Linked DNA regions of Homo sapiens: regions 1, 2 and 4 are each linked to region 3. Evidence: read pairs that join two places in POLR2A ChIA-PET (ENCODE). Cell type or tissue: CD4-positive, alpha-beta T cell. All regions are shown on one strand. Links, peaks and the distances in the headings refer to the core of each region. The heading gives the core; the rest is flanking DNA. Region 1 overlaps LMF1 (lipase maturation factor 1). Region 2 has its middle 7.1 kb from the start of GNG13. Region 3 overlaps FBXL16 (F-box and leucine rich repeat protein 16). Region 4 holds the start of MCRIP2 (MAPK regulated corepressor interacting protein 2).

Region 1 (5,734 bases), core at 661-4,660, 270 kb after region 3:
AATAAATGGGCGTGGGTCCATAGTGACAAAATCAGTGACCACAAACAAGTAAGTAACAAGATCTTCCTCACAGAGGAATTCCACATAATGTCCGCAGACACTCCCTTCAGGAGGCGGGGGCTGGACCCAGTGAGCGGCTTCCAGAGGACAGAGCGGGCGGGAAAGCAGGGACCTGTCAGAGGGCACACCTGGCAGGCAGACCTTGGCCGGGTGATCAGAAAGCCGTGCGGACGTCAGGACCCTGATACGGTGTGACGGGAAGGGCCCCGCACCTCTGTGGGCGTCTTCCCAAAACCCATCACCCAGTCTAATTGCGAGGAAACACCAGACGGACCCAACGTGAGGGACGCTCTACAGACGCCATGACAGGCCTGCTTGACACTGTCAAGGTCGGAATCCTGCACAGGAAAGTCTGGGAGACTCACAGACCAGGGAGGGAGGGAGGAGACGCCAGGACAAAACCGGGTCCCAGAACGGAACAGGCACGGGTGGAAAAGCCATAGAGTCTGCAGTTTCAGTTAATAGTTTTATTTTTAATAAAAAAATTTTAAAAAGTAAAGGTTTCTCGAAGACTCTGCACCACTCAGTGCCCGGCATGAAGCGCTGTGAGCAGCCTCCCTCCAAGGCAGTGGGAGCAGGGCCACAGGCAGAGCACCGCAGGGCCCTGGGCGACGAAAGGGTCAGGGCTGGTGACCTCTAAAGGGGCTGCGACGGCAGGTGGGTGGGGGCAGCTCCAAGTGAGGAGGAAGAGGGTGGACACAGGCGGGCACGGGATGGACACAGGGTAAACAAAGGGCAGACACAGGGCGGGACACAGACTGGACACAAGGCTGGACACAGGGTGGACATGAGGTGGGACACAGAGGGGACTCGGGGTGGGTCGCAGGGCGGGAAACAGGGCTGCAGCAGAAGGCTCCCCACACCCCTACTGCCTCCACCACTGGGTGGAAGGGACCTGAGCTGTGAGCGCTGACCTCCTAGCAACATAGAGGACACCTCGCGGTAGGCCCTCAGCCCCGGCGGCCACACGTGCAGGGACCGCACCAGCAGCTTCCACAGCTCAGGCCAGTGTGTGTGCATATGGGTATGACATGCCCATGTGTCCCTGTGTGTATGTGTCTGTACACATGTGCACATGTATACATGTGCACCTGTGCATGGATGCCCTGTGTCCATGTGTGCACGGGTGTATGCATGTCTCTGTACACGTGTGCACATGTACACATGTATGTGTGCGTGTGCAGGGATGCATGTGTGTATGTCCTGGCATGTATGCAGGTGGGAGAAACACAGGTTGTGACTGTTCAGCCACTGCACACTCCAGGGCCCAGCCTTCATTGGTGCTAGGCTGGGGCCCCTTTCCCACAGGGACCTAATTGGCGCTAGCTGAAGGGTGGATGTGCTCCACCCCTCACCACAACGCAAACTCCAGGACCACAGAGGAAAACAAGATGTGGCCTCACCAAAGCAATAGCCTAAATCAGTAATTCTAAGGCAAGAAGCATAGGATGCTTCCTGCTTATCAGGAAAAAGGAAGACAGACTGAATTGAGATTTCAGAGAGAAAAAAACTATTTCAACCTCTACTCATGTTATAAAAATAGCTACATAAAAAGATGCAGTAAAAATCTTGAAACATCACAGGCTCTCAAAACAAAACTAACCAAGCAGTCAAGCTTCGGAAGGCCCCGTCACTACCCCACACGGGAGGCAGCAGAGCCATGGCGGCCACCCGCCTCTCACAGGGACCCAGAGCCTGACCTGGGAGCTGCAACGAGGAAATACCGAGGAAATACCGTGTCGCCCGAGCAGCCAACAGCAGGCATGGCCGATAAATACTTTGTTTCAGAATCAGAAAGAAATAGCTGGGCGTGGCAGCCTGTGCCCGTAGCCCCAGCTACTCGGGAGGCTGAGGCAGGAGAATCTCTTGAAATCGGAAGGCGGAGGTTGTAGTGAGAGGAGATTGCACCACTGCACTGCAGCCTGGGCGAAAAAGTGAAACTCTGTCTCAAAAAAAAAAAAAAAAAAAGAATCAGAAAAAAAAAATCAGCTTTCTCTTTTCTCCTTTCAGATAAATTGTTGTAAGATTAAAACAGTCATCCCAGAAATGCCGTTCTCTGTTGATGGTTCTTACTGGCCGTGGTTAAATTCTGGGCCTCAGCACAGTGACCTCAAGTATTTTTTCTTTAAGGGATGTGCTGCAGAGCTCCGAAGTAGGGCAGTGCTGTTTGCTTTTTAAACAAGCAAGTATTTTATAGAAGAACTTGTAAAACCAAGTGGTGCATTTCATTAGAACTCAAGTGGCCCGGAGAAAAGAAAAAGAACTCATTTCCCATGAGCTCTTAGAGCCACTGAAAGCTCAGAACAAAACCAACTGAGCAGGGTTTCAAGTATTCTTTTTGGTTTCATTTTCTCCTCAAATTTTCTGAAGAACAGCTGAGAGTTTAGCAAATACGGGTGCAAACGATTCTGCCTGCCACGTCAACCCTGCCTCGGGTGTCATCTGACGAGGATGCCAAGCTACAAGGGCTGCGGTGAGACTCAGAGACACGCTACCAATGGCACCGCGGCCCCACCTCGCCGAAGCAGCTGCCGGGGAGACGCGATAAAACTGCCCCACGCGGAAAAGAAGGAAGGGCGGTGAGCAGGCGCACAGAACAGACGCCACAGTGCGGCACGCATGCCTCCACGCCTAAAGGACAAAACTAGCATGGAGATCCCCTAGAGGTCGGATTTTCAACATAATCTCAGTGAGCCCAGGACTCCAATGTGACAATGTGGAACTGGAAAGACGAGCAAGAAAAGCCCCTCCGTTCCCGCCAGCGTTGGGCATTCCTTCTGCAGTCCAGGCTGTCCCCGTCACTCGGGATCACAGCCAAGCGGTGGGTTCTGTGTGGTGCTTGGCTCCTAGGGCCTCGCGGAAGCCATGTTCTTCTCCATTCAGCTTCATGGAGAGACTTTCCCAGGTTTCAGCCCACGCTACGAAGCTAGACAGGAGAGTGGCCCCCACCCGCCCTGTTTGGAACCCAGCTGGGGCATGCGGTGTTTGGAACACATGGGCAGATTGGGGAGAGGCCAGAAGAGCCTCATCCAGAGCCAAGGACAAGCCTTGAGGCTGAAGAGCTCACCAAGGCCACTACAAGAGAGCAAAAAAAAGAGCCTCAGAGACTCCTCGATAAATAACCAGAACAGAGAGCAAAGGTGGAGAGCAGGAGGGCAAGGCACTGAGACTTTAGAAGCTTCCAGGGAGAAGAAGAGTCAGATGCTTGAAGATGCCTCCTCAATGCTGCAAAGCTCTGAGGGAAAGTGGCTTTGATGGAGAATTAGAGATCCGGGCAAGTTGGTCCTTTCTGGAAAAGCTGCTTGGGGATACACTCCAGCAAAAAGAGAATCCACCAGCAAACAGGAAGGCATGAGCAGCCCAGGAAGTATGAACACAACCAAGGGAGGGCTGTGGCAGTATCTGTCCTGCTGGGCCGCACCTCGGGGCTGGAGGTGGGTAGAGGGGAAAGAAGGGGTAATGGCTGGAAAAGTGTCCCATGCTGACACTAAGCCCTGGTAGAGACCACCTGCTACGGGTCAGCACATTTCACTGAGCAGGAGATGCCCCTAGAAGACAAGGGATAGAGGTATAAAGAAAGTCCTCTCCCTGACTGCAAGGAGCTAGAGGGGAGACAGGCACAAGAACAACACTGGAATGGGGACAATATCAGCCGCAAAGGAAGCAGAGAGCAGGGCTCCGGTGGTCAGCCCTGGGTGGGGTCAGGAGTCCACGAGTGATGAGGGCTAAGTCTGAAGGCCAGAAGGGTGTCGGCAGCCACGGAGAGAACAAGTACAGTTAACCCTGGGAAGGCAGAGGCCAGGTGGTCTCAGGACCACGGTCAGGAAGAGATGCCTCACGTGGCGGGGACACAGCGGGAGCAGTTCAGGCACCACGGCTCGTCCACTGGGGCCCCAGCCTCTCACTGCAAGCAGTGCAGGTGGACATCTGCCCCAGAGGCAGCAGGGAGCGTGTGTCCCAAAGCCCCCAGCACTCATGCCCTGTGCAGGCGCCGAGCAGCCGGCCCTGGCCGGGGCGGTTCCCTCCTAGGCCTGTCCAGGACTCGGCCCCCACAAACACATGGACCGACAGACGAAATCCCTCAGGAGTGTCTCTGCGCCGACGCCATGGCACCCACGAAAAGTGCCACACATAAAGTCAGTCTGCAAATGCCAACGTTACCCAGTCTTCATGTCACATTTCACCTACAGATCCCTTCCGAATTGTAACAATATCTCATAAATGTTTGAGCTTCAAAGGAAAGGTCCTTTCCGACGTTCAGATATATATACTCCGTGGCTGCCTGCGAGCCGTCTCCCAGGCGGGTGTGTCCTTGGTCCGCCTTCTGGGAAGTGTGCACAGGCAAGGAATCCCATGTCAGCCTCAGGACGGCCCAGCGGTCACTCTCACCTCATCAGTGACAGGAAGGTCTTGATGAGCAACTTGGCCAAGGCCACACAGCTAAGGTGTGGCCCACCAACCCTGAGCCCCACTACTTCCACCTGTCACAGCTTCCAGAAAGTTCTCTGCAGTGAACTGCTATCAACCCAATTCTGACCAACTGTAATTACACTGTTTCCAGATAACACCTTAATTCTGAGGCAGTTAAAATGCATTGTGTACATATACTATGTGACTCTCATCAATAGCAAACCAACGTCAGTTCAGTCCAGGAGAACCCACCCAGGGTGGGCAGCTCTAGCCTAGGGTGTCTTCAGTAGCACCTGCAAGGCTGTCCTTCCCCCGTCTTGTCAGGGAATCCAGCTCTACCACTGGCGCTGTAACAGACACAGGGCTGCTGGAAATTCCAGGAGTCCAGCCCCAGCTGCCTGTGGCCGCCCATGGACGGACCTGGCCAGGCCCCCTGGGAGGGGGATTTCAAAGCATCAAGGAGCCGGCCTGGCTGACGAGGCTCCAGACCAGCTGTTTGCCACACACGCCCCCGTACTGCAGGGTTGACCAGTGAGGGCCTCAATCTTCCGCAGGGAACGCCGGGCCACAACGTCGACGCACGACCCTGGGGGTTCCTGCCATAAAACAGTGAGGGATTCTGGCCAGGCTGCTCTGCCCTCTGTTCCGGTGAGCCTGGGCATGGTGCCCACTCTTGGGTTCGGTTTCCTTATTGCGCACACAGACAGCAGCAGGCCTGACTGCAGGAGGCACCGGCACCCATGGGCGGCCGGCACTGCCCCTACACACCAAGAACATGGCACCCAGGTCCCGCTGCTTAGGCCGGAAACTCCTGTCACATAAGCTTTTACTCGTCCAGATTTCAGCCATTCCTGGGAGTGACATCTGTGCTGAGGGGAAGCTCAGTGTCAGTGTCAGGCATCCCCGACCACCTCGGGCAGCCTCGGTCCTCCCAGGAGCCGTCACGGCCCGAGAACGCCGCTGCCCAGATGTGAACCGGGTGTCCAGGATACGCAGGCTGCACAGTGGCGTGAATGAAGGGCAGGGCTGAACTCCAGGGCCTACGGACAATCGCTGCACAGCCGGGCCAGTGGCTGACCCTGCTTCCTCGCTGTCCACTGGGGGTAGTGGCGTTGTCACCAGGAGGTCAGCACCGGGCAGGGTGCTACTTCAGCATCTGCTCAACGCAGTAATCACACTAGGGACCCGAGTCCACACGTCAGGAAGACAGGTGTGTCTTCAACTCTGAGCCCTGTGAAAATGCCGCTTTCCGCTAACACACTCC
Region 2 (5,734 bases), core at 1,202-5,201, 110 kb after region 3:
GGGTGCAGTGGCTCACACCTGTCATTCCAGCACTTTGGGAAGCTGAGGCTAGAGGATCCCTTGAGCCTGGAAGGTGGAGGCTGCAGTGAACTGTGATCATGCCACAGCTCACAACAGGGAGACCTTGTCTCAAAAAAAAAAAGGGATGACAAAGGTCCCGTGATTTTGCCTAAGGACACCTAGAAGTTAAGACGGTGTGTTCTGGCCTCTGGCTGTCCCCACGGCTTCATTCAAACATCCCGGGCTGGGTGGCCACCACTGTAAGTGCATCAGGGCCCAAGGACCCGCCTGTACCTCTAACCACAGGACATGCTGTGAATCCAGGTTGGCCTCTAAGACCCTGGATGGGTCACGCCACAGCCCATCAGGGATCCTGGGACCCCCAGTGCAGGGGATGGCCCTGCTGCTGCTTCCGGGGCTAGGGAAACCACAGAATGTCCAGTCTTCCAAATCTGATTGGCAAATGGGTTTGGCAGAGCCTAGCCAGATGCTAGGATGGCCCGAACTGACCAGAAGCCCCCGTGCAGAGGTGGCTGCTGGGGACAGCCAGGTCACCCCAACACGGGTGGGGCAGCTGCACACCCCACTTACCACCCCATGGGTCACAGGCCTCGAACGTGCATCCTGCTACGTGGAGACCAGACCACAGGTGGCCAAGCTCCGTCTCGGGAAATAAGCCTGGGGCCCTGGGCGGCCGGCACTCACTTCCTGGCTATCTCTACCACCCCATGGGGCAGGAAGACACCCGCCTGCATTTCTGAGCTCCCAACCAGCTCAGGAACAGCGCAGCCGCTCGCAAATGCAGTGTGCGAGGTACAGACCGTTCCAGGGCCTGGCCTGCGCCCACAGGGAACTCCTGCCATGCGGGCCCCTTCTCACAAGGGGACACCGCCCACCCCCAACCCCTGGGGCCCAGAGCAGCCCCAGAACAGACACAAGCATCCCAAAAAGGGGGTCACTGGGGTAGATGCACACATCTGGGGACCCTGTGTGTCATCCCAAGTGGGCCATAGCCCTGGGCATCTGGTCTTAGGTCCCAGGGCTTTGCCAGCAGAAGCCTCCAGGTGTGCAGGGTCTGTGCTAGAGGCCTCCAACCGGCCACCATGGGCTGTCCACCCGTGTGGCAGCACCCGGGTCCCTGCAGCGCCTGAGACTCCTCGCACTCAGTGGACAGCAGAGCGCCCCTGAGCAGCCTCGGTATCTGCAGATGCACAAGGCTGGCTGGGGCAGAAGCAGGGGAGGGAGGGGCTCTGAGGAAGGCGCCTGCGTCCCCACAGATCAATCACTTGATGTTTGACATGACCTGCAAACGTTTTATTTGCAAAATACAGAGAGTAGACGACAGGAAGTAGCGGCTTACACCTGTAATCCCAGCACTTATGGAGGCCAAGGCGGGAGGATCCCTTGAGCTCAGGAGTTGGAGACCAGCCTGGACAACAAAGTGAGACCCTGTCTCTACAAAAAAATACAAAAATTAGCTGGGTGTGGTGGTGCGCACCTGTGGTCCCAGCTATTGGAGAGGCTGAGGTGGGAGGATTGCTTGAGCCTGGGAGGTGGAAGCTGCAGTGAGCTGAGATAATGTCACTGCACTCCAGCCTGGGCAACAGAGTGAGACTCTGTCTCAAAAAAAGTTGAGGCCGGGCATGGTGGCTCACATATGTAATCCCAGCACTTTGGGAGGCCAAAGTGGGCAGACCACCTGGCCAACATGGTGGAAACCTGTCTCTACTAAAAATACAAAAATTAGCCAGGGGTGGTGGCCTGCGCGCCTGTAGTCCCAGTTACTCGGGAGGCTGAGGCAGGAGAATCACTTGAACCCAGGAGGTGGAGGTTGCAGTGAGCCGAGATCATGCCATTGCACTCCAGCCTGGGCAACAGAGGGAGACTCCATCTCAAAAAAAAAAAAAAAAAAAAAAAAAAAATGTTTGGGCCGGGGGCGGTGGCTCACGCCTGCAATCTCAGCACTTTGGGAGGCGGAGGCAGGCGGATCACGAGGTCAGGAGGTTGAGACCATCCTGGCCAACACGGTGAAACCCTGTCTCTACTAAAAAAAATATACAAAAAAATTAGCCAGGTGTGGTGGCGGGCGCCTCTAGTCCCAGGTACTCGGGAGGCTGAGGCAGGAGAATGGCGAGAACCCGGGAGGCGGAGCTTGCAGTGAGCCGTGATCGCGCCGCTACACTCCAGCTTGGGTGACAGAGCGAGACTCCGTCTCAAAAAACAAAACAAAACAAAACAAAACAAAAACAAGTTTGGAGCCACGCGGCCACAAGCCTCTTAAGGACGCCTGGAGCTCCCAGAGCCCCCAGGAGCTCAAAGAGGCAGGAAGGGTCCTCCCTATAGCCTCTGGAGGGATCGTGGCCCCCATTACCTTTTCAAAATGTCACCTCTCCCCGCGGTGTGACCCTCGAAAGCTAGACGTGCCCAGGAGGCAGCAGCCCAGGCCCCGCACCTTCCCTCCCGCTCCCTCTGGCCGCCGGGCCTCAGCCAGCGCTGCTCCCTGACCCGCCTGTGCCCTCGCCAGGGCCCCTCGCCGCCGCCTCCTGCCGCCTCCCGATATGGCCAAACACCCGGGCGCGAGCCCCGCGTGCAGGCGCCGGGCCTGGGCCCCTGTGGCCGTCCCGCCAGCGGCCGTCTTCTGTCCCTGCATTTAGAGAAGGGGGATGGCAAAGGGACCCGCCAGCGGATCCCTCTTACAGGTGGGGAAACTGAGGTAAGACGGTCAGGGCTGGCCCCAGGGCGTGGCGGGCCCTCGGGGCAGTCGCCCAGACCACCCGGACGGCCCCGCTCGCAGCCTTCGCCCGCCCCGGCCAACTTTTCAACCGACCGTCGCGCGCCGTTTACTTCCGCCTTGGGAGATAATTTCCGGGTCCCGGCAGGAAAGGGTCAGCCGCGCACGGTGGCCGCCCGCGTGACGTCAGCGCTCGTCGCAGCCATCTTGGCTCCTGGCAGCGGCTGCCCAGGCCTCGGTCGTGGGCTGGGCGGCCATGTTGGAGTCGGGCAGGGCTCTCATATCCGGTCACTCTCCACTGGCGATGATCGATTGCATTTGACGGACGCGACGCTGGTCGAGAGTCGCTCGCGTTGCTCGACGTTTTCTGCAACTCCAGGACCGTAAAATATCTCGAAGACGGCGAAAGTCGCAGACCCCTGCAGAATCAGATGATCCAGAAGGATGCCCGCTGTCTTTTTGGTCCATTTCAGTTGTAAACCAAGAAGTAGCCGGGACAGGCCTCGGTGGGCTTCGGAGCGTGGCTCGGCAAGGTCGAGGTCGCGCCTGGGGGGACAGGTCGATGCCTTTCTCCAGAGATGGTTTTGAGGCCTCCGTATTTAAAGGGGGAAAGCGGGCTGCGGGGTAAGGAAGGCTCCGGTCCTGTTTCTGAGCCCACGGTGGGAAGAGAAAAGGAGGGGCGGGGGGTGGGGGGCTGGGGTCGCCGATGATGCGTCCGCAAGATGAGGGCAATGGAGAGTGAGATCTGACCTCGCGTCTGTAGTTACCTGCCCAACAACACAGGGAGAGGCAGTAACTTGACCGGCTCCGTCTTCGGCTTCGTTCTGTCCTTTTGGCAGCCTGAATTGGGGTCCTGAGCTTTTACTTTCACACCGTCCTCCACAGTTTCCTAAATGGGATCTGGAATGCTTCTTCCCTGGCACGCCTGTGAGATCTGAGGCAGAAGCCAGTGTACAGAAACAGGTGTCGCATCAGTAGGCATTCTCCAGAGGCCGACCAATATATTGGAGAGACGGATTAATAGACGGATGATAGTGGGTTTGTCAGGGGAATTGGCCCATGCGGTTAGGGAGGCCGAGAAGTCCCGGGAGGGATGCCATCTGCAAGCCGGAGACCTGGGATGCTGGCAGCCTGGCTCGGTCCAAGTCAGGAAACGGAAGAACCAGGGGAGCTAAAGGTGTGACTCAGGCCAGGGCTGAAAGCTGAGAATCCAAGGAGCCGCTGGTGTTAAGTCCTGGAGTCCCAAGGCTGGGGGCCCTGTCCAAGGGCAGGAGGAGGAAGAGAGAGTCCCAGCGCCAGGAACAAGAGCAGAACTTCTTTTCCCTCTTTTTTTTTTTTTTTTTGACAGAGTCTCGCTCTGTCTCCTAGGCTAGAGACAGAATGCAGTGCAGTGGCACGACCTCAGCTCACTGCAGCGTTCACCTCCCAGGTTCAAGCGAGTCTCCTGCCTCAGTCTGCAGAGTAGCTGGGACTACAGGTGCATGCCACCATGCCTGGCAATTTGTTTTGTATTTTTTAGGAGAGATGGGGTATCACCATGGCCAGGCTAGTCGCGAACTCCTGACCTCAAGTGATCCGCCTGCCTCAGCCTCCCAAAGTGCTGGGATTACAGGCGTGGACCATCGTGCCCAGCCCCTTTTTGTTCTATCTGGGCCCCCAGGCGATTGATGGTATCCGCCCCCATGGAGGGTCTTCCCCTTGGTCCCCCGACCCCCAGGCAGGCTCCTCTGGAAACCCCCTCGCAGACACACCCAGAAGCAGCGCCTTATGAGGTCTCTAGGGATCCCTTCACCCAGCCAAGTAGGTGCTTGAGATGACCCACGGCAGGTCGGACATCTCCCTCCTCGTCCACTAGGACAGTGTCTGATTTGCCCTCTTTCCCTCCCTGCATAAGCTGATCCAGAGAATTGTCACAAGACAGAGTTACAAATTTAGTTTAAAGATCCTCGTGGGCTCCATTCGTGATGCTAGATTCGGGCAACCGCTTGGCTCTACAGAGAGCAGGGAGTGCCCCGGGGGGCTGAACAGAGGAGGCTGGTTTTCTAGACGGAAGGGCTGAGGAAAGCGGAAACAGAAAACACGGATCGCTCACTTCGAAGCTGCTTTTCTTGTAAGGGTGAAAGCAGAAGAGAACTCCTTATTGTACCGGCAAGGATCAGCCTGTTTGGGGATTTGGCTGTTATTACTCTCCTGGTTTCTCAGAAGTTCAGATAAACAACTTAGCTTCAGTTTGGTGACATGGAACTTTTTTTTTTTTTGTTGTTGAGATGAAGTCTCGCTCTGTCGCCCAGGCTGGAGTGCAGCGGCGTGATCTCGGGTCACTGCAAACTCCGCCTCTCCGGGTTCAAGCGATTCTCCTGCCTGAGCCTCCCAAGTGTCTGAGATTACAAGCACGTGCCACAACGCCTTGCTGATTTTTGTATTTTCAGTAGAGATGAGGGTTTGCCATGTTGGCCAGGCTGGTCTCGAACTCCTGACCTCAAGTGATCCTCCCGCCTCGGCCTCCCAAAATGCTGGGATTACAGGCGTGAGCCACCGCACCTGGCCACCAATGGCTTCCTATAGATTTCATTTAACAGAAGGAAGGGAGGGGAGAGGGAGGCTGTGGTAGAGGCTGGGGGATTTGAGGAGAGGCTGCAGAGGTTGCTGTGGGTGAGGAACGGGTCCCCTCTGGTTCCCTGAGGAGGGCTGGGAGATGCAGTGAGGTCTTTCTGATGCAATTTTCTATAAAAATGCCGCCCAAATCTGGACCCCATGGTACCTGGGCTTTGAGGGTTAGCAGAGCCTTTCATGATGTCCCAGATGGATCTTGCAGAGACCTCAGTAGAGACGGTGCAGCGGGGAGGGTGTGGGACAGGTCTGGGTGACTTGGGACATGGAGCCAACAGGATAGGGTGTTCCTGGCGGCTTCTCCCAAACAGGCCACATCAGGATGTCCCAGGGAAGTAGCACAAACCCAAACTCCGTGTGCGCCCTTGGCCCGGAACCTCTGGGTTCTGGAGC
Region 3 (5,734 bases), core at 848-4,847:
AAGAAACACTTACCAAATATAAGGTTATATCTTCCGCATATACAGGAGAATGAGGTCGTTATGTACAATAAGAAAATGATTTTAGGGGTTGGTTGGTTTTGTTTTCCTCTCTCCCCTTAATTTTTCCTCCTACAGTCGTTGGAAATATCACAGCTTCAGTTGCATTAATACTTTGGGCAAATGGACAGCTGCCCCTCCCCACTAGGGGTTGTGGGGAGGAGGGGCTGGAGAAACTGGCTCCTGACCACTCAGCCCTGGAGCTTCCTGGGGCTGGCACTCCAGGGACAGGAAAATCTTTGGGCTGTTGATCTGTTTCTGATTCAACAGCATCTCTCTCTCTCTTTCTCTCTCTCTCTCACTCTCTTTCTCTCTCTCACTCTCTGGCTCTCTGGAAACTGGTTACTCTCTTCCAACCAGATAGGGAGTGTCCCAAGATTGGGTGTGGGCGCGGTATCTCCTGGGGCTCAAGGTTGGGATGGGAAGGGGTCCCAGCCCCCTCCTCAGCAACAGCTGAGATTTGCCAGCATCCCCCAGGACTTCCAAATGTCTCGGGCCGACAGAGCACGGTCAGAGCCCATTTGGGCAGACAGAAGTTTGGGAAGCTGGGGAGGGGTGAAGTGGGGGTGGGGGGGCAGGCTAGAAAGGAGCCCTCCCTCCTCGGGGTGTCTAGGGTGTGCTGGCCACTGGAAGATTGGAGTCGCTGACCCAGTGCTGACCCTGACCCTTGGCTGGGTCCACTCTGCAGACTCCACCTGAGGAGACCCACCCAGGGTGAAGCTCGGTGCCCAGGCCTGAACTGAGCCCGGCCGGGTGCAAGGGCTGAGGTGTGAGGTCGGCCCAGGCCTCTTCCCAGGCCTGAGGGTGGCTACAGCTCGAGGCTTGCAAGGTGCCTGCGCCACCCCTGGGTTGAGGCCGACCGGAGTCAGCTGGGATCACGTTAATGACTCCAAGCGATCGCCAGCCCTTCCGCCCTCTCCCTGCCCAATTCTCTCAGCCTGGCCAGGGACCAAGGCCGGGTTTTGGGGCGGACAGGGGACTGCCCCACACAGCGGCAAGGAGGAGGAGAGGCCGCGTGGGTCAGGCTGGATGGGTGAGGAGGTGCGGGTGGGGCCTGGGCTCTCGGCGGCGGGCCATGGCTTTGGCGGTGGCCTGTTTCCCCTGACACCCCTCGGAGGGCTCCAGGTATGGTGCGGTGGAAGATGCAGGAAGCCCGTGGGGCTCTTCTGGGCCCGTGTCCTGGGGGACCCAGCCCCCTCAATCCCACTGGGCCCTGCCCGGGATGGGGGGGACAGTGGGAAGACAGAGCGGGTGTGGCGGGGAAGGCGGTAAGGGCACAGTCTGGAGAGCTCAAAGCCCCCCCAAGGACCGAGCCCCGCCCCCCAAGCGGGAGGGCGAGCGAGTGATGGCGGCGGCTGTGGCTGTGGCGTGGCGGAGGGCGGCGTGCAGTGCGGGCACGAGGGGCATGCACAAAGTCCCCGAGTGTGCGTGCGTGCGTGGGGCGGGCCCACCCGCCGCCCCCCTGCCCGGGGCGGGGCTGGGAGGGCGGAGGGACCGAAGGTCGGGGAGGGGCTTTCCCTCGGCTCGCCCCGCCTCCCGCGCTGGGCCGGGGGCGCGGGGGCTCCCCCGAGCGCAAGGCGGGAAGAGGGGGCTCGGCGGCGCCCCGCGCCCCCGCCCAGGTCATGGCCGGGTTCCCGCGACCGGGGCGGGGGCCTCGCGCTACTCAATGACGAGGCAGCGGGGCAGGTGCTGCGAGAAATACTTGAAGAGCTCGGGGGTGGCCCCGGGGCAGTTGGTCAGCTCCAGCTCCTCCAGCTCCTGCAGCTGCACCAGGCCCGACAGCCCGGTGGTGGTGAGCAGCGGGCAGCCTGCGGCGGGGTCAGAGGGCGGCTCAGTGCGCGCGGCCCAGGGCTCGGGCGGGGACGGCCGGGCCGCGCCTCCCTCCTCCTCCGCCTCGGACCCGGGACTGTGTGTCCGCGCCGGGTGTGAGTTTGCACAAGGACCGGGCAGGTTGGGCGGGTGGACTAAGTGGGGGTGGGTGGTCACTGCCAGCGTCAGAGCAGAAACGGGGGTCTCACCTGCCAGAGACAGGAGGCGCAAACTCCCCAGGGCCAGGAGGTGCTTCAGCCCGAAGTCTTGCACCTGTCGGGAGTGGAGGAGCGACTTAACGATTTCCGCTCGCACCGAGGCGGAGGGCACCCTGGGGTCCATGGAGGGCTAGGCGGGTTCAAGCCCGGGGTTCCTCCGTCCCCCCCGGAGCCGGGAGGCGGCTGGGAAGTGCTCGTGGGGGCCGCCGGGACCCCTGCGTTCCGCTTAGGTCGGCTGCTGGATAGGGAGGGGCCCCAGACTCTCCCAGGATCTGAGTGGGGCCGGGAGCTCTCCCCGCGCCCCCACCTCCCCGCCGATCCCCCAATCCCGGGGCGTGAGAGCCGGTACCTGGCAGCACCATCGCAGGTAGAGGCTGCGGAGGGACGACATGGTGGACAGATAGCTGAGGCCAGTGTCCGTGATGCGTACACACCTGTGGTTGCACCAGAGGGGACCCCCACCTTCAAATCACCTGGCCCCGGCCATCCCTCGTCTTCCTGGGAGTGCCCCTGGCGTGAATCCCTTCCTGCCCCACCCGGAGCAGCCGCTGGCCCCTCCTCGCTCCCACCCACCGGGAAGGACGGGGGTCCAGCCAACCCGTGCTGCGGTTCTGCGGTTCCCACTCCCCAGGCTCCGAGGGCTCTGCCCGCCGCGCCACAGCCCCAGCCCCGCCGGAAGCCCCCGCCCCCGGCCCCGTGCAGCCCCGCCCCGCCCCGCCCCGTGCAGCCCCGCCCGGCCCAGCCCCGCCCGGCGCGGCCCGGGGGCGCGCACCTGTCGAGCACGAGCTCCTCTAGGCGGTGCAGGTCGCAGGCCACGTACTCCAGCGCCATGTCGGTGATGCGTGGGCACCACGAGAGGTCAAGGCTGCGCAGCTTGCGCAGGTTCTCGGCCACGAGCTCCACGCCGTCGTCGGTGACCTTGGAGCAGCCCGAGAGGCTGAGCGCGGTGAGGTTGGGCAGGCTGTGCACCACGTTGACCACGCCGTGGTTGGTGATCTCCCAGCAGGAGAGCAGGCGCAGCGTGTGCGTGCTGTGGCCCTGGCGCGCCGTGAAGTAGGCCAGCGCCGTGTCCGTCACGTGGTAGGCCTGCAGGCTCAGCTCCGCCAGGTTGGGCAGCAGCTGCGAGATGGCCGCGATGGCGTCGTCGGCCACGTTGATGCAGTCACTCACGCTCAGCGAGGTGATGCGCGCGCTCAGGCTGGACCACAGCCCGGCCTCGGTGAAGTCGTTGCAGCCCGACAGCTCCAGACGCACCACGCCCTGCATCTGTTCAAGCATAACCTGCAGGCGGGCGGGCGCCGGGTCAGGATTGCAGGAGAAGGGGTGGAGCCCGCAGGGAGGAAGCAGTAGGGTGTAAACATGCAGGGAGCTGAACCCTGAAAACATTTGGCAGTGTGTGAGGAGGCGGGGCATCGGGACGAGAGCCCAGGGCCTGGCCAGGGCAGGTGCTGGGGGCGTTGGCACCAGCGTTACAATTAGACTCCAGACCCGGCTGCCAGGCGGCTCCTCTGACCTCTACTCCTGGGGGATCCTTTCCCAGCTGCCCCTCAGCTCCCCCTCGCATCCTCCCCACACTGCATTTGTATTTATTTATTTATTTATTTATTCATTCATTCATTCAATCATTTTGAGACAGAGCCTTACTCTGTTGCCCAGGTCCCAGGCTGGAGTGCAGTGGCATGATCTCAGCTCACTGTACCCCCCGCCTCCCGGGTTCAAGCGATTCTCCTGCCTCAGTGTCCTCCCAAGTAGCTGGGACTACAGGTGCCCACCACCAGGCCTGGCTAATTTCTGCATTTTTAATAGAAATAGAGTTTCACCATGTTGACCAGGCTGGTCATGAACGCCTAACCTCAAGTGAGTGGCCTGCCTCGGCCTCCCATAGTGCCGGGATGACAGGCTTGAGCCACCGGGCCTGGGCCCTGCATTTAATCCACTGCCCTGCTGCTGCCATCTTGAAAATCTTGAGTGTCTTTGAACAAGGGACCCACATTTTCGCTTTGCGCGAGGTCCCCTGTAGTCAGTCCTTCTTTCCTCCCACCCCAAAGCCACCATCCGCTCCCACCTCCATAGGGTTGCTGCTGCCCGCCCCTGCCCCCCAGCCCTGTCCCCCCCGAGCCTGGTGCACACCTCGAGGCCTGCGTCCGTGATGGTGGAGCGCTTGAGGCTCATGGCTTTGACACCCTTCTTGGAGAGCGCATAGTTGTCAATGAACTCACAGATGTCCAGGTCGGAGACGCCAACCAGGCAGAAGCCCTCGAAGCCTCTGGCGGCAAAACCCTGCAGGTTCACGAACTCCTTCTCGCCACCAGGCAGCACGTTGTAGAGCTCCTTGGCATGCAGCACCGGCGTGAGGCCTGCCCAGAACTTGGGCTGGTACAGCACGCGCCGCCAGGCCTTGCACACCTGGGCCAGCACACACTTCTCGCAGGCCGAGAAATACCAGAAGAGCCCATTGAGGATCTTCTCGTCCGTGGCCAGCGGCGGCCGCTCCGCTGGGTGCCCAGGTGCCAAGGCTGAGGCTGGTCCACCTGCCGGGGTGCACGGGCCCCCAGCCAGGGCAGCCCGGGACAGTGGAGCAGCCAGGCTGGGTGGTGGGAGGGTGGGTGGGGGTGGTGGCTGGCAGGGGCGGTTCTTGGTGGCTGGCGTGCCCTTGGTGATGCTGGCCGCACCCAGGCCGTTGGGCTGGCCCGGCAGCTTCACCAGACCGTTTCGAGGCAAGCATGGAGGCTTGGGGTCGCCGTCGATGCCCGGGCTCGACATCTTCCTGGCACGCTCTGTGGATGAGGGCCGGGAGGGGGAGTGAGTCTGTTGCTGAGTCTGGAAGGCCGGGGTTGGGGGCGGGTGCAGTGGGGCTCCTTCCCTCCTTGGGCGTCCCTATGGTGCTCCCAGAACCACCAGACAGAGAGGATGGGAGTGCCTGCTTCTCCCTCCCAGACTGTGAGCAGCAACAGGAAGCCAACCATGGCCACTGGCAGCACTCACTGGGCACCTACGGTATGCACTGAGCCCAACCTTCATTGCCCATGGACACCCTCTTTTTCTTTTGTTTTTTTTCTTTTTGAAACAGAGTTCCGGCCGGGCGCGGTGGCTCATGCCTGTAATCCCAGCACTTTGGGAGGCCGAGGCGGGTGGATCATGAGGTCAGGAGATCGAGACCATCCTGGCTAACACAGTGAAACACCATCTCTTCTAAAAATACAAAAAATTAGCTGGGCATGGTGGCAGGCGCCTGTAGTACCAGCTACTTGGGAGGCTGCAGCAGGAGAATGACGTGAACCCGGGAGGCGGAGCTTGCAGTGAGCCGAGATTGCGCCACTGCACTCCAGCCTGGGCAACTGAGCAAGACTCTGTCTCAAAAAAAAAAAAAAGAAACAGTTTCACTCTTGTTGCCTGGAGCGCAGACTGGAGTGCAGAGACAGGATCTTGGCTCCCCGCAACCTCTCTGCCTCGTAGGTTCAAGTGATTCTCCTGCCTCAGCCTCCCGTGTAGCTGGGAATTCGGGCGCCCACCACCACACCCGGCTAATTTTGTATTTTTAGTAGAGATGGGGTTTCTCCATGTTGGTCAGGCTGGTCTCAAACTCCTGACCTCAAGTGATCCACCCGCCTCAGCCTCCCAAAGTCCTGGGATTATGGGAATGAGCCACC
Region 4 (5,734 bases), core at 769-4,768, 53 kb before region 3:
GTAAGTGTGCATTCATCTGAAGACATAAGTGGTTAACTTTTTTCTTTTTTCTTTTTTTTGAGACGGAGTCTTGCTCTGTTGCCCAGGCTGGAGTGCAGTGGCACGATCTTGGGCTCACTATTTTTAGTAGAGACGGGGTTTCCCCGTGTTAGCCAGGATGGTCTCGATTTCCTGACCTCGTGATCCGCCCGCCTCGGCCTCCCAAAGTGCTGGGATTACAGGCGTGAGCCACCGTGCCCGGCCAAGTGATTAACTTCTTTTAATCTATAATTAAGGCCTGAGTCCTGAAGACCTTCCCCTGGAGCCTCAGTAAACTGACTTAATCTTGTTTCCTGCTAAATCATGAAGGTTTGGGGAGTTCCTTCGGGCTCCCAATAAACTTGTCTGTGGAGGCCTGGAGAGTTTCTTCAGACCTCCAATAAACTTGTTTAATCCTAAACGGGTCCTATTAAGAATTCCTTCGTTATCTTGTCGCGCTTCAAGGCCCAGGAGAGGCCTGGGCACAGCTCTTGGTGGGCTTTTGTTACATTCCAGCCTTTGAAGAAGGGCACTGGCTTTTCTTCTTTAGAGTCCTGCTCTGTCGCCCAGGCTGGAGTGCAGTGATGTGATCTCAGCTCACTGCAACCTCCACCTCCTGGGTTCAAGTGATTCTCCTGTCTCAGCCTCCCGAGTAGCTGGGACTACAGGTGTGTGCCACCACACCCGGCATTTTTTTTTTTTTTTTTTTGAGACGGAGTCTCACTCTTTTGCCCAGGCTGGAGTGTAGTGGCACGATCTTGGCTCACTGCAACCTCTGTCTCCCAGGTTCAAGTGATTCTCCTGCCTCAGCCTCTGGAGTAGCTGGGATTATAGGCACCTGCCACCATGCCTGGCTAATTTTTTTTTTTTTTTTTTTTTTGTATTTTTAGTAGAGATGGGGTTTCACTAAATTGGCTGGGCTGGTCTCGAACTCCTGACCTTAGGTCATCCACCTGCCTGGGCCTCCCAAAGTGCTGGGATTACAGGTGTAAACCACCGATCCTGGACAGCTTTTTAAGCTTTTAATATTGAACTAACCACTCTGCACTGAAATAATTGTTATGGAGGCCTGCGTTAGTGAGACCTGGCCTGCCACACTCTCACATCTGTGGGGCGGGTACAGGAGCCCCAGGGGCCGAAGAGGCACACGTCGGGCCTCTGGGTGCACCTCAGCCTGGGGGCCAGGACGTGGGGCAGAGTGCAGCCAGGGTTCTGACTCCTGGGGTGGAAGGGAGACTCCCAGGGCATCATGTCTCTACCCAAGTCCAGGGGGATGAGCCGCTTTTTCTCTTCTTAGACCCAGTCCCAAGACCCAAGCCAAGGGTGACCCTTCACACTGGCCCAGGCCTCTGCAGGCACCTTGGCTGAGGCTCCCCAAGTATGAATGGTAAATCCTTGCCTCCAGCCTCGGCACAGAGGAGCCCAGCACAGACGCCCCCAGCACAGAGTCCCCCAGCACACAGCCCCCAACACAGAGCTCCCCTGCACACAGCCCCCCTGCACAGACACCCCCAGCACAGAGTCCCCCAGTACAGAGCCCCCAGCGCAGATACCCCCCATAGCACAGAGCCCCCAGAACAGAGACCCACAGCACAGAGTAGCCCCCCAGCACAGGGCCCCCCGGCACAGGGATCCCCAAGCACAGGGACCCCCCCAGCACAGGGATCCCCCCAGCACAGGGCCCCTCAGCACAGGGCCCCCCAGCACAGGGACCCCCCCAGCCCAGGGATCCCCCCAGCACAGGGCCCCCCAGCACAGGGCCCCCAGCACAGGGATCCCCCCAGCACAGGGCCCGCAGCACAGGGATCCAGCACAGGGACTCCTCCCCAGTACAGGGATCCCCCCAAGCACAGAGACCTCCAGCACAGGGATCCCCCCAGCACAGGGCCCCCCAATACAGGGATCCCCCCAGCACAGGGATGCCCCCAGCACAGGGCCCGCAGCACAGAGCCCCCCAGCACAGGCACAGGGACCCCCCCCCAGTACAGGGATCCCCCCAGCAGAGAGACCTCCAGCACAGGGATGCCCCCAGCACAGGGCCCCCCAGCACAGGGATCCCCCCAGCACAGGGATGCCCCCGGCACAGGGCCCGCAGCACAGAGCCCCCCAGCACAGGCACAGGGACCCCCCCACAGTACAGGGATCCCGCCAGCACAGAGACCTCCAGCACAGGGATGCCCCCAGCACAGGGACCCCCAGCACAGGTTCTCCTCCAGCGCTTGTCAAAGGTGGGCCCTGGGGCTCCGAGGACCCTGCTCGCACATCGCCGCTGACCCCGCAGGGCCCCTGGGTCCTCGCCGCCAGCAGTCTGAGTGCGGTGCCCCGACACTGACATGGCCTCCAGGCAGCAACGGCCTTCCCGGGCAGCAGGGCGCCTCGTCCGCCTTGGCCTCGGGCCTCCGGGGGCTGGGGCGGGGTTGCTGGCGGCTCCGCCCCCGCCTGCCAGTTTCCCAAAGGGCGCAAGCGCCGCCTCCGCCGCGTGTCCGGGGTCAGCCCGAGCCCGTGCGGGCCCTTTAAGGGCCGGGGGCGTGTAGCGGGCCCGCCCCCTCCCCGCGGCGCCCGCAGTCCGTTAAGTGCGAGCCCCGGCGCAGGGGCCGGATCTGGCCGGGGGCCGGCGGCGGTGTGGGAGCGGCGCGTCATGTACACCATCACCAAGGGGCCCAGCAAGCTGGTCGCGCAGCGCCGCACAGGTGCGCACGGGCCGGGGAACGGGAACGGGGACGGGGCGGGGCGCGGCGGCGGCTGACCGCCCCCCGGTGCCCGCAGGTCCCACGCAGCAGCAGGTGGAGGGCCGGCTCGGCGAGCTCCTGAAATGCCGGCAGCCCGCGCCGCCGACCTCGCAGCCCCCGCGGGCGCAGCCCTTTGCGCAGCCGCCGGGACCCTGGCCCCTGTCGAGGTGAGACGCGCGCGGCCCCGGCCCGGCCCGGCCCGGCTTCCCCTCCCCCGCCGGCCGCCCTAGAGCGGAGGGTGACCTTGGGGAAATGTTAGTGAGGTCCGGCCACGTGCTGCAGGCGGGGCGGGCGCTCCGGGCGCGGGGGGTGCGCGGGTCCTGCCCACTACGCGCCCGCGGGCCTGCGCCTCGCACTTCCGCCTCACCTGGCCGGGCCCGGGCCCCCAGCGGGGAGAAAGCCGGCCAGTTCCTGGGTCGCAGGGGCCTCCAGCGTCCGAGGTCGGTGCTTCGGGCGACCTTGGGTTGCTGCTGGAACCCTGACGTGCAGCAGGCCCAGGCCACGGTTCGCGGAGAGCGTCGGGCGCTGGTCCTCAAGATCTCCCGGCTCTGCCCTTGCAGAGCTCAGTGGGGGAGACGTGCGTGCGCTTCCCTCGGGCAGGGCCGCTGCCCTCCTCCGCCCTTCACCCCAGACACCCTGGGGCAGTGGGGCCTCCCCCCATCCGGTTGCTTCTGCTTTTCCTAACCCAGTTAGGAAACTCCGAGACCACAGGAGCCTCAGTCCGGCCACTGTGGCCTCCCCGTGACCATGACCCAGAGGTTGGACAGCCCCGCAGGGCTGGACGTTTGACTTTGGCTCAGTTCCTCCACCGTTCCCTTCATTTATCCTGTGCCTCTCCCAGGCCTGTGGATTTTGCTGTGGCCCCAAGCCGGCCCGAAGGCTCCTGGAGGTGGTAGGGTCATGGCCTGAGGCGGTGCTGGGGAGGAGAGCTCGGGCCAGGAGTTCAGGGCAGCTACAGGTGGGGGGGTGCCGAGCCACCCTCAGCCTGCCCCCTGCCTACCTCTCAGAAAGGTGTGGAGGTTCCAGCGGGGCGGGGGCTCTCTGGGGCTCCATCCTAGTGAGGTAAGTGCCCTCTACCAGAGGCGCCTTCTGGCGGGAGGTGAGTGGGCCCCTAGGTGCTTCCAGCATCCCAGCTCTGCTGGGACGCTCCGCGGACATCACCCTTGGTCCTCGTGGCCGCTCTACTTCCCAGGGGAGGAAACCGAGGCACACCTGTAGCCACCACCTGGTCCCCAGGCAGGGAGCATGAGGCTGGAGTGGCCCAGGGTGACGCCGTCTCTCTTAACCTGGGGAAACCACCTTTCTTCTCTCTCCAAGACCCCACTGCTAGGGAGGGCAGGGGTAAGGCTGTGGCACAGTTAGGAGGAGTTAGGGAAGAAGATGGAAATGCTTCCCAGAGTTCTCCATGGGACCCCAAGGGTCCCAGTGGGCAACACCAGGCCCACTGGCTGTTGTCTCTTTTTTTTTTTTTTTTTTTTTGGAGACAGAGTCTCCATCTGTCGCCCAGGCTGGAGTGCAGTGGCGCAATCTCAGCTCACTGCAACCTCTGCCTCCCGGGTTCAAGCGATTCTCCTGCCTCAGTCTCTTCAGTAGCTGGGACTACAGGTGCGTGCCACCATGCCCGGCTAATTTTATATTTTTGTATTTCACCATGTTGGCCAGGATGGGCTCGATCTCCTGACCTCATGATCCACCCGCCTCAGCCCCCCAAAGTGCTGGGATTACAAGTGTGAGCTACCGCGCCCGGCCTGTTTTCTTAAAGTCCCCATGTGAGGTCCTCTGTCAGCCAGTGGGACCTGTGGGAGTTGAGTGGGCTTCACCCCGTGTGCAGTGGGGCTAGAGGAGCCCTGGGCAGGGCAGGATGTGTGCTGCCCTCTCCTCCCTGGGGTCACCCACCTTCCCACCCCCAGGCCCCAGCGCTGGGAGCTTCTGGCAGCAGTGGGATCTCTGCATGAAGCCCCCATCCTGCTCCTGCACCTTCTTGGGGCAACCACCTTCCCTCTGTTTCTTTTTTTTTGAAATGGAGTTTTGCTCTGTTGCCCAGGCTGGAGTGCAATGGCAGGATCTCCGCTCACCGCAACCTCTGCCTCCTGGGTTCAAGCGATCCTCCTGCCTCAGCCTCCCGAATAGCTGGGATTACAGGCGTGCACTGCCACACCCAGCTAATCTTGTATTTTTAGTAGAGTCAGGGTTTCTCCATGTTGGTCAGGCTGGTCTCAAACTCCCTACCTCCGGTGATGCGCCCACCTCGGCCTCCCAGAGTGCTGGGATTACAGGCGTGAACCACCGTGCTTGGCCAACCACCTTCCCTCTGAACCACCCCACCCCATGCTGCCACCCACCTCGCTGTTTTTTACTTCATTTAATTTTTTTCTTTTTGAGACAAGGTCTTGCTCTGTCACCCAGGCCGGGGTGCAGTGGTGCAATCATGGCTCACTGCAGCCTCAACCTCCCAGGTTCAAGTGATCCTCCCACCTCTCGACTTCCTGAGTAGCTGGGATGACAGGCGAGCACCACACCTGGCTCATTTTTAACTTTTATGTAGACAGGTCTCACTATGTGGCCCAGGGTAGTATTCAATTCCTGGGCTCGAGCAATTCTCCCGCCTTGGCCTGTGGAAGCGTTGGGGTTATAGGTGTGGGCCACCGCGCCCGGCCCTGCCCTGCCTTTTCTTCTCCTTGGTGCTTTTTGCTACTCCTCATCTCTCACTGACTGGGCGCGGGAGGGGGGTGTCGGGGTCCCTGCACATCTCCTGGTGCACCCAGAGGGTCAAGGCTTGTCACCCATGATGTATGCTGGCTCTGGTTCCTGCCAGGCATGGGTCTGGGCACTGCCCACGACAGTGACAGACCAGATAAACCTTGGTTTGTTTTTTTAATTTTTATTTTTATTCTGAGATGGAGTCTCGCTCTGTAGCCCAGGCTGGAGTGCAGTGGTGTGATCTCAGCTCACTACAAGCTTCACCTTCCGGGTTCAGGCCATTCTCC

The links. ChIA-PET counts read pairs that join two places held together with the same protein. Peaks named below come from ENCODE experiments on the same cell type or tissue, not always from the same donor. Only the 100,000 strongest peaks of a DNase experiment are listed, where the experiment ranks them.
Region 1: POLR2A ChIA-PET joins it to region 3 with 5 read pairs; 1 of 35 experiments calls an interaction of 5 or more read pairs at or near these places.
Region 2: POLR2A ChIA-PET joins it to region 3 with 6 read pairs; 4 of 35 experiments call an interaction of 5 or more read pairs at or near these places.
Region 4: POLR2A ChIA-PET joins it to region 3 with 5 read pairs; 20 of 35 experiments call an interaction of 5 or more read pairs at or near these places.

What each region holds. Positions count from the first base shown.
Region 1 is chr16:962,287-968,020 of GRCh38, forward strand. All of the region lies in intron 1 of LMF1 (lipase maturation factor 1), which reads right to left. Among named protein-coding and RNA genes, the nearest start is that of LMF1, 5.8 kb to the right of the region's middle. In CD4-positive, alpha-beta T cell, for the core only: no CTCF peak of the experiment used is centred there; DNase peaks (open chromatin) are centred at 1,855 and 2,555; H3K4me3 peaks cover 1,732 bases; H3K27ac peaks cover 2,200 bases.
Region 2 is chr16:804,948-810,681 of GRCh38, forward strand. No RefSeq gene overlaps it. Among named protein-coding and RNA genes, the nearest start is that of GNG13, 7.1 kb to the left of the region's middle. RefSeq lists a silencer at 2,601-2,810 and an enhancer at 2,891-3,120. In CD4-positive, alpha-beta T cell, for the core only: no CTCF peak of the experiment used is centred there; DNase peaks (open chromatin) are centred at 2,214 and 2,924; H3K4me3 peaks cover 1,822 bases; H3K27ac peaks cover 1,035 bases.
Region 3 is chr16:692,559-698,292 of GRCh38, forward strand. It overlaps FBXL16 (F-box and leucine rich repeat protein 16), which reads right to left. Exons shown (of 6, transcript NM_153350.4): 2 at 4,215-4,861; 3 at 2,857-3,365; 4 at 2,434-2,518; 5 at 2,076-2,139; 6 at 1-1,865. The coding sequence starts at 4,847. The coding sequence ends at 1,717. Among named protein-coding and RNA genes, the nearest start is that of WDR24, 5.0 kb to the left of the region's middle. RefSeq lists a silencer at 2,751-2,870 and enhancers at 2,951-3,120, 3,141-3,190. In CD4-positive, alpha-beta T cell, for the core only: no CTCF peak of the experiment used is centred there; DNase peaks (open chromatin) are centred at 1,473, 2,153, 2,863, 3,183 and 1 weaker place; H3K4me3 peaks cover 1,874 bases.
Region 4 is chr16:639,336-645,069 of GRCh38, forward strand. MCRIP2 (MAPK regulated corepressor interacting protein 2) reads left to right here and starts at 2,493. Exons shown (of 5, transcript NM_138418.4): 1 at 2,493-2,708; 2 at 2,785-2,914. The coding sequence starts at 2,657. RefSeq lists enhancers at 1,505-2,416, 3,558-3,607 and silencers at 2,308-2,857, 2,888-3,167, 3,178-3,317. In CD4-positive, alpha-beta T cell, for the core only: no CTCF peak of the experiment used is centred there; DNase peaks (open chromatin) are centred at 2,456 and 3,416; H3K4me3 peaks cover 1,549 bases.